Linked DNA regions of Homo sapiens: all the other regions are linked to region 3. Evidence: chromatin contacts called from ENCODE Hi-C or POLR2A ChIA-PET data. All regions are on one chromosome and are shown on one strand. Each heading gives the region's core, a stretch centred on a gene start or an enhancer-like site at or near the end of the contact. The rest is flanking DNA. Distances are from core to core; before and after follow the strand shown.

What was found. Hi-C counts contacts between places; a loop is a spot of excess contacts on that map. ChIA-PET counts read pairs that join two places held with the same protein, here RNA polymerase II (POLR2A). Pooled maps may share reads with other maps.
Region 1: a pooled map shows a loop between it and region 3 (2.9-fold over the local background). The contact joins the promoter of H2BC8 here to the promoter of BTN3A1 in region 3. A Hi-C loop is called at or near these places in 3 of 50 pooled maps. POLR2A ChIA-PET finds 5 or more read pairs at or near these places in 2 of 52 experiments (K562 and PC-9).
Region 2: a loop to region 3 is called in a pooled map, with 4 times the contacts of the local background. The contact joins the promoter of H2BC6-AS1 here to the promoter of BTN3A1 in region 3. A Hi-C loop is called at or near these places in 1 of 168 maps with a recorded cell type or tissue (mammary epithelial cell), 1 of 37 single-sample maps with no recorded cell type and 6 of 50 pooled maps. POLR2A ChIA-PET finds 5 or more read pairs at or near these places in 2 of 52 experiments (CD8-positive, alpha-beta memory T cell and activated B cell).
Region 4: a loop to region 3 is called in a pooled map, with 2.6 times the contacts of the local background. The contact joins the promoter of H1-3 here to the promoter of BTN3A1 in region 3. A Hi-C loop is called at or near these places in 1 of 50 pooled maps. POLR2A ChIA-PET finds 5 or more read pairs at or near these places in 2 of 52 experiments (PC-3 and PC-9).

The regions. Positions count from the first base shown.
Region 1 is chr6:26,215,369-26,218,186 of GRCh38, forward strand. It overlaps H2BC8 (H2B clustered histone 8), which reads right to left and starts at 1,320. Exons shown (of 1, transcript NM_003518.4): 1 at 832-1,320. The coding sequence starts at 1,275. The coding sequence ends at 895. It overlaps H2AC8 (H2A clustered histone 8), which reads left to right and starts at 1,553. Exons shown (of 1, transcript NM_021052.4): 1 at 1,553-2,069. The coding sequence starts at 1,607. The coding sequence ends at 1,999. RefSeq lists enhancers at 434-563, 614-703, 784-1,133, 1,045-1,696, 1,564-1,983 and 2 more.
Region 2 is chr6:26,171,508-26,174,207 of GRCh38, forward strand. H2BC6-AS1 (H2BC6 antisense RNA 1) reads right to left here and starts at 1,266. Exons shown (of 3, transcript NR_186648.1): 1 at 528-1,266. RefSeq lists an enhancer at 340-1,232.
Region 3 is chr6:26,401,025-26,403,724 of GRCh38, forward strand. BTN3A1 (butyrophilin subfamily 3 member A1) reads left to right here and starts at 1,251. Exons shown (of 10, transcript NM_007048.6): 1 at 1,251-1,388. RefSeq lists an enhancer at 1,159-1,218.
Region 4 is chr6:26,233,632-26,236,414 of GRCh38, forward strand. It overlaps H1-3 (H1.3 linker histone, cluster member), which reads right to left and starts at 1,356. Exons shown (of 1, transcript NM_005320.3): 1 at 581-1,356. The coding sequence starts at 1,302. The coding sequence ends at 637. RefSeq lists enhancers at 559-968, 882-1,869.

The DNA.
Region 1 (2,818 bases), core at 70-2,569, 190 kb before region 3:
GGTTTCACAGTGTTAGCCAGGATGGTCTCGACCTCCTGACCTCGTGATCCGCCCGTCTCGGCCTCCCAAAGTGATGGGATTAGAGGCGTGAGCCACCGCGCACGGCGGAAAACGAGATTTTTTAGATCAACTTTACATTGCCAATGCCCATGGTATTCCCTCCACAACAAACTCCACAAGAGTGCTCAGAAAAGTCAAACTTGTTATCAGGTGATCTTTAGGGACCCAAAGACTACTCTTCCTACCCTTTCCAGTGTTGCCCAGGCTGGAATTGCACTAGCGTATTCACATGTTCCTGCAGTCTCTAGCCCGAGAGTTTAAGCTATCCTACCACCTCAGCCTACCGAGTAAATGATAGTACAGACGCAAGCCGTCACACCTGGTTAGCTTCATTTTTTTGCAGAGACGAGTTCTATGTTGCCCAGGCAAATCTGTTAACTCCTGAGCTGAAGAAAGCCTCATGCATCGACCTCCCAAAGTGCTAGGATTACAGGATCTTGCCAACACAGAACAGGAGTATCTCCTGATCAATTTTTTTTGAGACGAAGCCTCGCCTTTGTCGCCCAGGCTAGAATGCAAAAGCGCCATGTCTTTTCACTGCAACCTTTGCTTGCTGGGTTTAAGTGATTCTCCTGCGGCAGCCTCCCGAGTCTCTGGGATGACACGCGACTGCCCCACGCCCGGCTAATATTTGTATTTTTAGTAGAAACGAGATTTAACCACGTTAGCCAAACTGGTCTCGATCCGCACGCCTCGGCCTCCCAAAGTGCTGGGATTACAAAATCGGAAAAATTATTCCCTAGAAAACGGTGAAATTCAATATTAAAGCTCTTTATGTGAGACTTGAGTGGCTCTGAAAAGAGCCTTTGAGTTTTAAAGCACCTAAGCACACATTTACTTGGAGCTTGTATACTTGGTGACAGCCTTGGTACCTTCGGACACTGCGTGCTTGGCCAGCTCTCCGGGAAGCAGCAGACGCACGGCGGTCTGGATCTCCCTGGAGGTAATGGTCGAGCGCTTGTTGTAGTGGGCCAGACGGGAAGCCTCGCCTGCGATGCGTTCGAAGATGTCGTTAACGAAGGAATTCATGATGCCCATGGCCTTGGATGAGATGCCAGTATCGGGGTGAACCTGTTTTAGCACCTTGTACACATACACGGAGTAGCTCTCCTTACGACTGCGCTTGCGCTTCTTGCCATCCTTCTTCTGCGCCTTGGTCACAGCCTTCTTGGAACCCTTCTTCGGAGCAGGAGCTGACTTAGCTGGTTCAGGCATGCTGTCAGAAAACAATAACAGCAGTGAGAATGAACGCACTTAAATAAAAGCTCGTGTCTAGAGTCTCTCCTTTTATAGGCCTTTCATGCAAATAAAGAATTCAAAATATCCAGCTCTGATTGGGCAATGTGTTAGTGACGCATACATGTAAAATAGCCTTCACCTTATTTCCTTTCTAATTGGTTGGCTCGTCAAAGAACAATTTTAACCAATCAAATTGCGCCTTTCACAATTCTACCGATGACTATAACTAGCTTCTTATTCCTCCATCGAGCCCATTCTTTTTCTTTATTCAGTGGATTGTTAGTTCTTCTGCTGTTAGGAAGCCACTATGTCTGGACGTGGAAAGCAAGGCGGCAAAGCTCGGGCAAAAGCTAAAACGCGTTCTTCCAGGGCCGGTCTTCAGTTTCCAGTTGGCCGTGTGCACCGCCTCCTCCGCAAAGGCAACTACTCCGAACGAGTCGGGGCCGGCGCTCCAGTGTACCTGGCAGCGGTGCTGGAATATCTGACGGCCGAGATCTTAGAGCTAGCTGGCAACGCGGCTCGCGACAATAAGAAGACCCGCATCATCCCGCGCCACCTGCAGCTAGCCATCCGCAACGACGAGGAGCTAAATAAGCTTCTAGGTCGCGTGACCATCGCGCAGGGCGGTGTCCTGCCCAACATCCAGGCCGTATTGCTGCCTAAGAAGACGGAGAGCCACCATAAGGCCAAGGGCAAGTGAAATGATTACTAGTCAAATCCGTCAGTGATCCCGAGTCCCAGAAACCAAAGGCTCTTTTCAGAGCCACCCACCTTTTCTGTAAAGTGCTGGAATACACATACGATGCCTGAAATCTCAATGTTCACTGTCCTAATTTTTAACGAACGCTTCTGACGTTACTGGTCAGTTCTTTATTGAAATCCTTGCTCACATTTCATGCACTAATTTATCTTACTGGTGTTTCTTTGCAGTAAAAATGCGTTTATAAAGGTATACAAGAATAGAAACCGAGGTTGTGACACCAAGGTTTCACTGCGTTATTTTGTGTATAGGTCCATGCTGTGTATACAAATTTATCATTAATACACAGGCTGTTTATTCATGTGCACTTGTCAGAAAAGGGTGAAATATTAATACAGAAACGAGAGAACAAAGAAGGATAGCTGCCCATTAGCATTTCAGGGCGGGCTTTTTAAGTTTTAAAGATGACTGCATTCCGGCTGGGCTCAGTGGCTCATGCCTGTAATCCCAACACTTTGGGAGGCCAAGGAGGGCGGATCATAGGGTCAGGAGTTCGAAATCAGCCTGCCCAACATAATGAAAGCCCGTCTCTACTAAACAAATACAAAAAGTAGCCGGGCGTGGTGGTGTGCATCTGTAGTCCCAGCAACTTGGGAGGCTGAGGCAGGAGAATCGCTTGACTCCGGGAGGCAGAGGCTGCAGTGAGCCGAGATCACGCTATTGCACTCCAGCCTGGGTAACAGAGCAAGACTACGTCTCAAAAAAAAAAAAAAAAAAAAAGACTACATTCCTCTAGTGAGAATTGTGTTTGTTGGATTT
Region 2 (2,700 bases), core at 16-2,515, 230 kb before region 3:
GGTTAGCTTATGCTAAGCTGCCATTTGAAAGGTCTCCTCCAGCATCTGAATTAAGGGAAACAATGTTTTGAAGCAGTCACAAAACTTTTCTGATGCATTAGATCTGAGGTAGGACCTGATAATTTGTACTTCTAAATTATGCAGGTGATGCTGATGCTGCTGGTCCGGAGACCACTTTGGAGAGTTTTACTTTAAAGGAAATGAAACTGCCCTAAAATGCTAATACTAAATAGCCACACAAAGCCGGAAAAAAGCAAAGAATTTCAAACCGAAGATGAGAGGTCCTGAAAAATAACAGCGGTCATCCTACTCCCGGTGCGGCTATGCGGCCATGAAAAGGAGTCTTGGGGCCGGTCGTGCCCCTCCACGCAGGCTCCCTCATAGGGTCATCCCATCAACCCTCGCCAAAAACGCCGGCCCCCTCATAGGGCCGTCCGGCCACGCCCCTCCGTGCCCTAACCACAGAGCCACACGTTACGCCGCCGCCCCGTTACGCCCATCCGGCTCCCGCATAGGGCGTCACGTACGTTTAACGTCGGCCCGGCGCGCGCGTCCGGGAGGTTGCCCGTAGGCCGCTAACTGGTGGTTCCCAGTCCCCGCCGACTCGGCCTCTTTCTTCTGCGGCCACCAGATCGCGGGATATCGGAGACTTCGAACAATCCGCTGGAGTCCTTTACAGTTTAAAAACAGAGGACCGGCCGGGCGCGGTGGCTCACGCCTGTAATCCCAGCACTTTGGGAGGCCGAGGCGGGCGGATCACGAGTTCAGGAGATAGAGACCATCCTGGCTAACACCGTGAGACCCCGTCCCTATCAAAAGTACAAAAAAATTAGCCGGGTGTGGTGGCACGCGCCTGTAGTCCCAGCTACTCAGGAGGCTGAGGCAGAAGAATCGCTAGAACCAGGGAGGCGGAGGTTGCAGTGACCGAGATCGCGCCGCTGCACTCCAGCCTAGGCGACAGAGCGAGACTGCGTCTCAAAACAAAAAAAACGGAGGATCGAAAATTTTGAAGACTGAGAGCAAGGCAACAATCTTCCCTTGACCTTTTTGCTCCTCTCACAAGGGTTTTTCAGACGGCTGAAACCAACGAAAAGAGTGAGGAAGCAGGCAGAAAATTTCAGCTTTAGTCTCTCAGCATCCTCCTGCTTTCTTCTCGGGGAGCTGGCACTTCCCCCTTCTCTAGTAGCTGTAAATACGCCTCCCAACTCCAAGGAGACCTTTCTTGCATCTCCCTTACTGTTCTCACGCCTGTAGGGCTCTTCGTGTGAGGATTCAGTGTATGTATGTATGTATATGAATGTGTGCGAATAATTATTTCCTAATTGAGTTTTTTTTTAAAAAAATCATCTTCCGGTACACGCAGTGCCGTACTCCATTAAACAGCAGGCACGGTGTCTAGGGTCCGCAGTTCTTTTGGAGGCTCATGAAAATATTTTAATTTCTTCTAAAGTCAGAAGGAAAAAAATGAACATTTAAGTCGAAGAAGATGTTACATATTAATCTTCATATGACTTTAATTTTTTTTTTTTTTTTTTTGAAACGGAGTCTCGCTCTGTCCCCCAGGCTGGAGTACAGTGGCGCAGTCTCGGCTCACTGCAAGCTCTGCCTCCCGGGTTCACGCCATTCTCCTGCCTCAGCTTCCCGAGTAGCTGGGACTACAGTCACCACGCCCGACTAAGTTTTTTTGTATTTTTTAGTAGAGACGGGGTTTCACCGTGTTAGCCAGGATGGTCTCGATCTCCTGACCTCGTGATCCGCCCGCCTCGGCCTCCCAAAGTGCTGGGATTACAGGCGTGAGCCACAACGCCTGGCCTATGCCCACTAATTCCAATTCTTATTTGATCTAATTGTTTATAGATTCTTGTGAACTTTTACCTTGACAATTATGTTATTTTCAAAGATAATCATCTTTTCCTATTGAATCCTTGCTCTTCTGACTGCCTGTTCCTATCTCATGGTATTGGCCAAACCCTGTGATGCCGTGTTGAATAGGAGTACTTTCTCACCACACTTGTCTTCCTTCCGCCTCTATGGGAATCCTTCCAAAACGGCACCATTAAGTGTTATACTCGCTGTAGCTCCTCCTTATGAAGTTCTCTTCTCATTGTAGTCTGTTAAGTGTTTATGATTAAAGAGTGTTATATTTTGTTAAATGCTTTCGCAGTATCTTTGGAGATGATCATGTTTTTTCTTTATTAATCTCTTTTTTATTTTATTTATTTTATTTTATTTTATTTTATTTTTTATTATTTTAGTTTTTATTTTGAGATGGAATCTCACTCTGTCTCCCAGGCTGGAGTGCAGTGCCCTGATCTAAGCTCATTACAACCTCTACCTCCCAGGTTCAAGCGATTCTTCTGCCTCACTTTCCCAAGTAACAGGGACTACAGGTGCGTGCCACCACATCTGGCTAAGTTTTGTATTATCAGAAGAAGATAGGCCGCCATTGGCCAGGCTGGCCTTGAACTCCTGACATTAAGTGATCCACCTGCCTCAGCCTCCTAAAGTGCTAGGAATACAGGCGTGAGCCACTGCTCTGGGCCTTCCTTTATTAATTTCTTAAACTGGCAGATTTAGAATACTAAACTTCCTTCTATTCTTAGAATAAACCCTATATAATCAGCTATTTATTTAAATAACATGGTCTCTGCAATTTCTCCTGGTTTCCATTTTTTCTCATAATAGGCATTTTTTTCTAAA
Region 3 (2,700 bases), core at 1-2,500:
TCTACCAGATGGAAAAGAACGTTGTAGTACCTAAGAAAATTAGGCCTTATCACCAAGAAGAAAGGGGGAATGCATGATGCAGAAGGGACCAGCCATCTCAATCAGATACTACACAGTCTAAATTCAAACATTTACAATATAATTAAATTGCATCAGCCCCAGTCACATCTTAGCCTTAGGAACTTCGATCATTGACTTGCAATCCCAGAAAGTCTGTTTTGAGGTCCTAGGCCACAGGAAGAACCAATTTGTTTTATAGACATCTTACAGAGACAGCATTCACAGTTTATCTAGAGTCTGGCCTCAGAGAATATGTACTCCACTGGCAGCAGGAGAAACAAATACACAGGAAAATACAGTGTAGCACAGAACAGGAGCTGAGGGTGAATGGAGATGCTCAGAAACACCTGCACTAAAAATTTGCTGAAAAAGGTAAAACGTGTCAAGCAGCACTGCCTCTGGAAGCCAGAAAAATTACATTTTTTGATAACAGATCCTAAGCCTGGATGCTGGAGGTGCTTAAAAATGTGCATTGTGGGCCGGGTGCAGTGGCTTAAGCCTGTAATCCTAGCACTTTGGGATCTGAGGAGGGAGGATCACTTGAGCTCAGGAGTTTGAGACCAGCCTGGCCAATATGGCAAAACCCTGTCTCTACTAAAAATACAAAAAGTAGCCGGGCATGGGGCGAGCACCTGTAATCCCAGTTATTCAGGAGCTGAGGCAGGAAAATCACTTGAACCTGGGAGGCGAAGGTTGCAGTGAGCCAAGATCCTGCAACTGCACTCCAACCTGGGTGACAGAGTGAAACTCCGTTTCAAAAAAAAAGTGCATTGTGTCTGGTTTTCTTTCCATTCATACGTTTATTTGACTCTGTAGTAAAATCTCCTCCTCCTCCATGTACCCATATTCATGCAAGCAAATGTTAGCAAACTGCCACAGTAGCATTTTAATTAGTGCTCATCTTTCTCTCTTCACCACATTAAAATCTTTTCCCATTGTGTTCTGCTGATATTTCTATTATGATAAAAGACTTAAGACAAGTGACTATATAGAAATACGTATATACACACAAGAATGAAAGAGATAAACAGTAAGGGAGGTAGGGCAGGAATTTTTCTTCAACGTGTACAATTCAATGTACTTTCAGTTTTCATTTCAGCCTTCCTCAGTGGTTTCTGCCCAGCAACTGATGAGAAACATCACCTCTGAGCCAATCAAAAAACTTATTCTTCCAAAGAGAGATTGTTATTATTCCTCACGATGACCCGACAGTCTCTGCTTTCTTTTTCCTTTCTTCCAGAAGGAGATTTAACCATAGTAGAAAGAATGGAGAACTATTAACTGCCTTTCTTCTGTGGGCTGTGATTTTCAGAGGGGAATGCTAAGAGGTGAGTGGGGGAAGTCGATTAGAGCCTGGTTCACAATGCCTGGGAGGACAGGGGCTGAATCGCTGAGAGTGGTGAGTGGGCATGCAGGGAGAGTACTCACCCAGAGAAAGGGGTGTGTGCCTGAGGGGGTGCGCACGCACACATGTGGACACATGGAAAGGGGAGAAGTAGTGCAAAGAATAAAGACCTGCAGAGTTTGGGATTTGGTGAAGAAATAGTCTAATTGCATGTTCTTAAGAACGTATTGTAGTCAGAAAAGGGCAAACAATCTTTAAAATCTGTTCTGGACAACTCAAGGCATCTATTCTAAGAGATTCTAAAAAGAGGTGTCCTTTATAGATTCATATGTAAATTTGTTCATTACAGAAGTATTAAAAATGTAGAAAAACCTGAACCAGCATACATATACAACAGGCGGGGGATAGACAAACAATGCATGGTTCAATCATAAAAGAGATTTCCATGCAGCCTTTAGGAATCGTGTTTTTAATGAAGGGCAATTATTTATAATTTTAGCAATGTTAGATCCATACATTAAACCTTGTTTTAAAATCTTTTAGGAACAGTATGTGTTTTTCCTTTTATTCATCATTTCCCCCAAACCTAACGAATGCTATCCAATGGATACAATCTATTTCATTGTATGAATATACAATTTTTTTGTTTGTTTTGAGATGCAGTCTTGCTCTATCACCCAGGCTGGAGTGCAGTGGCATGTTCTCGGCTTACTGCAGCCTCTGCTTCCTGGGTTCCAGTGATTCTCCTGCCTCAGTCTCCTGGGTAGCTGAGATTACAGGTGCACGCCACCACACCCAGCTAGTTTTTGTATTTTTAGTAGATTCGGAGTTTCGCCATATTGTCTAGGCTGGTCTCAAACTCCTGACCTCAGGTGATCTGCCCACCTCAGCCTCCCAAAGAGCTGGGATTACAGGCGTGAGCCACCACACCCAGCCTTTAAAATTATTTTTAAACACTTCCCTAGTTTGGACTATTTCTCTTTTCTGCATTTGGCTATTGTAGATTTTACTGTATTGAGCAGCCTAAAACATAAATTTTTGTCTTAGTTCCTGATTTTCTTTTTTCTGCAACACTAATTCCTACAAGTGGAACATTTGGGTCAAAGCACACACCTTTTTTTTTTCTTTTAATAGCCATTCCTTAGCAAAGCATATAACTTTTTTTAAGGCCCTTTATATATATATGGTCAAAATACTTCCAGAAATATTTACCTTTTCACTACCAAAGTATATGACTACTACTATAGATATTTTATTTTATTTATTGATTGATTTGTAGAGATGGGGTTTCATTA
Region 4 (2,783 bases), core at 106-2,605, 170 kb before region 3:
CACCTCGTCACGCAGTGCAGCCCCCACACTATTTACAAATACAGTACCTGAGGGCCGATATCCCAAAGCTAAGGCTTATCAAAGGCCTGCGAAAAGACAGACACCGGGCACCACCAGCAGTTGGCCATTCTCAACGACCAGCTGCACAAGATCGTGGGCCGGAAGCACCTTGGGCATGCCACGTACTGCTCACAACCAGGACGGGATGTGCTCAGGAAGTCACCTCAACGCTAAAGTAAACTAAAGCATTTACACCACATCCCTGTGTCAGAAATAAAATTTTTTCAGGGCCACTTTTAAGCGCCGCGCTTTAACAGAAATCGGCCGGCCAATCACACACCACCGCGGGAATTTGAAGAAAAAGTAGGACCTGGTGGCTCAAGTAGCCTTAGCTATCCGGTGACTGTGGCTGAGACTGAGACGGAAGGATCCTTGCGCCCAGGCTGCTGGGAGCTGTTAATAACTGACCCCCAACCAGCACGACTAGGATAGACCGTGGCCGCACAACACCGCAGCACCCGCACCCCTCTCCACCCCACTCCCCCCTCCAAAAAGCTTCAGCTCTTTTGACTGAGACCTGTGGGTGGCTCTGAAAAGAGCCGTTTAAAATTTTCAAAGGGGAACGTCCCGCCAGTTTCACTTTTTCTTCGGAGCTGCCTTCTTTGCCTTTGTAACCTTCGGCTTCCCCGACTTAGGCTTGGCCGCCTTGGGCTTAGGGGCTTTGGCCTTAGCTGGACTCTTGGCAGCTTTTTTTGGCTGAGGTGTTTTCACCTTTTTCGCACTCTTGGCCACTTTCTTGGTCCCAGCAGCGGTTGCTGGCTTCTTTACCTTCTTAGGAGTCTTTTTGATGCTTTTCTTCGGGGTAGCGGCGCCAGCCACCTTCTTGGGCTTCTTGGCTGCCCCAGCAGGCTTCCTAGGCTTGGCTGCGCCAGCCTTTTTGGCCTTGGGTTTGCCTTCCCCGGAAGCCGCTTTCTTGTTGAGTTTGAAGGAGCCAGAAGCACCGGTACCTTTGGTCTGCACCAGAGTACCTTTGCTCACCAAGCTCTTGAGGCCAAGCTTGATACGGCTGTTGTTTTTTTCTACATCGTAGCCAGCAGCCGCAAGCGCTTTCTTAAGCGCGGCCAGAGAAACGCCGCTGCGCTCCTTAGAAGCTGCCACTGCCTTGGTGATAAGCTCAGATACTGGGGGTCCGGATGCTTTGCGTTTCCCAGCAGTTGCGCCTGCCTTCTTCGCCTTTTTCTTCACAGGTGTTTTTTCTGCGGGTGCAGGAATGGTAGGAGCAAGTGGAGCAGTCTCCGACATGTTTTTGTCTTCCCAGAAAAGACAATAAGTAATCTCAAACTGTCAGAACAGCATGTCCTCTACGAGGGAGGCTGAGGGTTTATATAGAGAGACGCTGAGTGATGATTGGTTCCTTGCTCCATGCGCGGCGCTGCTGGAAAAGGACTCCTCGTATCTACCGCGCTGCTGTGTTTGTTGCCCCTTAAAAAAGAGTAAAAATATAAGAAATCTGGGCATGAAATAATTAGAGACTTGGGGGAAACTGATCCGAGAGAGTTCGGGCTTCATTCCTGCCTTTGTTTCTATGCATAGTTTTAAAACCGGCATCTTGAAACTTTTCTTATTCCCCCAACTCTCTTTCAAACTTCGGTCAAATCGAGACAACTTTCATGTTTTCCTTAAAAATACTATTTCTCCCTCTTTCATTTGCAAATCTCTCTTCCAGGGCATTGTTCTGTGAATTCTTACCGTCTCAACTTTATATAGATAAACTCATTTTTATCCAAATGTGCAGGGAAATTGGGTTTTTTCGCAGGAACAATAGCACAGGCTCTCTGGCGAGCTGTTTGCATCAACCTCTAGGAATTGGCACTGAGGTAGAAAGTTCTATGTACAAGAGGGGTGATTAGTTTAGAAAAGATAGTTTAAAAAAAAAAATAGTATTTGAGTTACCAGTGTGTAAGCTGGATTTGATCTCCATATTTCAGTGGTTTAAACATTTCCAGAAAGATAAGGGTGAGGCTACATTATTCCTCTTACAGAAAAAAAAGTCCTAAGTAGAGTTACCAACCTTCTCTTAAAAGTTAGGATCATGGATTTTTCCGATCTAGAATGGGCATTAAAGATCAACTACCACATCCCCAAAAAAGAAAACTGAACCAACAAATAATAGAATGGCAGGCCAACATCATTTTGGCAACTGTGAGCATTGAGAGCTTGTGTACATGTTTGTGTCCCATCACTTTATAAATAATTTAATGAAATACACTATTTTTTTGCTAATATTCATCATAGAATTTTGTACATTTTTTATATTTTAAAATCATATTTATAATACAAATTTCCCTTCCTCTTTCTCTGTACAACCTGTTTGAATAACTGGTAAAAGTCACTTTAAAAAAATAAAATACAAATTTTCAACATTGCAAGTGTGGGCATCAAGGGTTAGAAAGAAAAATATCTGATTTAAATCACTGTAAATTTTCATCATTCTACTTGGCTTTTTACACACAAAATATGAACTAAGCTGTCACACCCTAAATTAATTGGTTGAATATGTCCACCTAAGGAGCTGAACAAACATTTCAAAGCAAACATGAGTAACTTCAGTATTCTTTATCTGTTAGTTTGCAATACAGCTGATGGAATTAGGTTATTATTAAATAATTAAGCACAAAATTGATATTCTCCATCAAGTAATCAGATGCTGAAATGAACTCCTATGTTGAAGAAACAAGAGAAGTAGTTTGATGTTATGTTTCTTCTAACAAAAATACTCATTT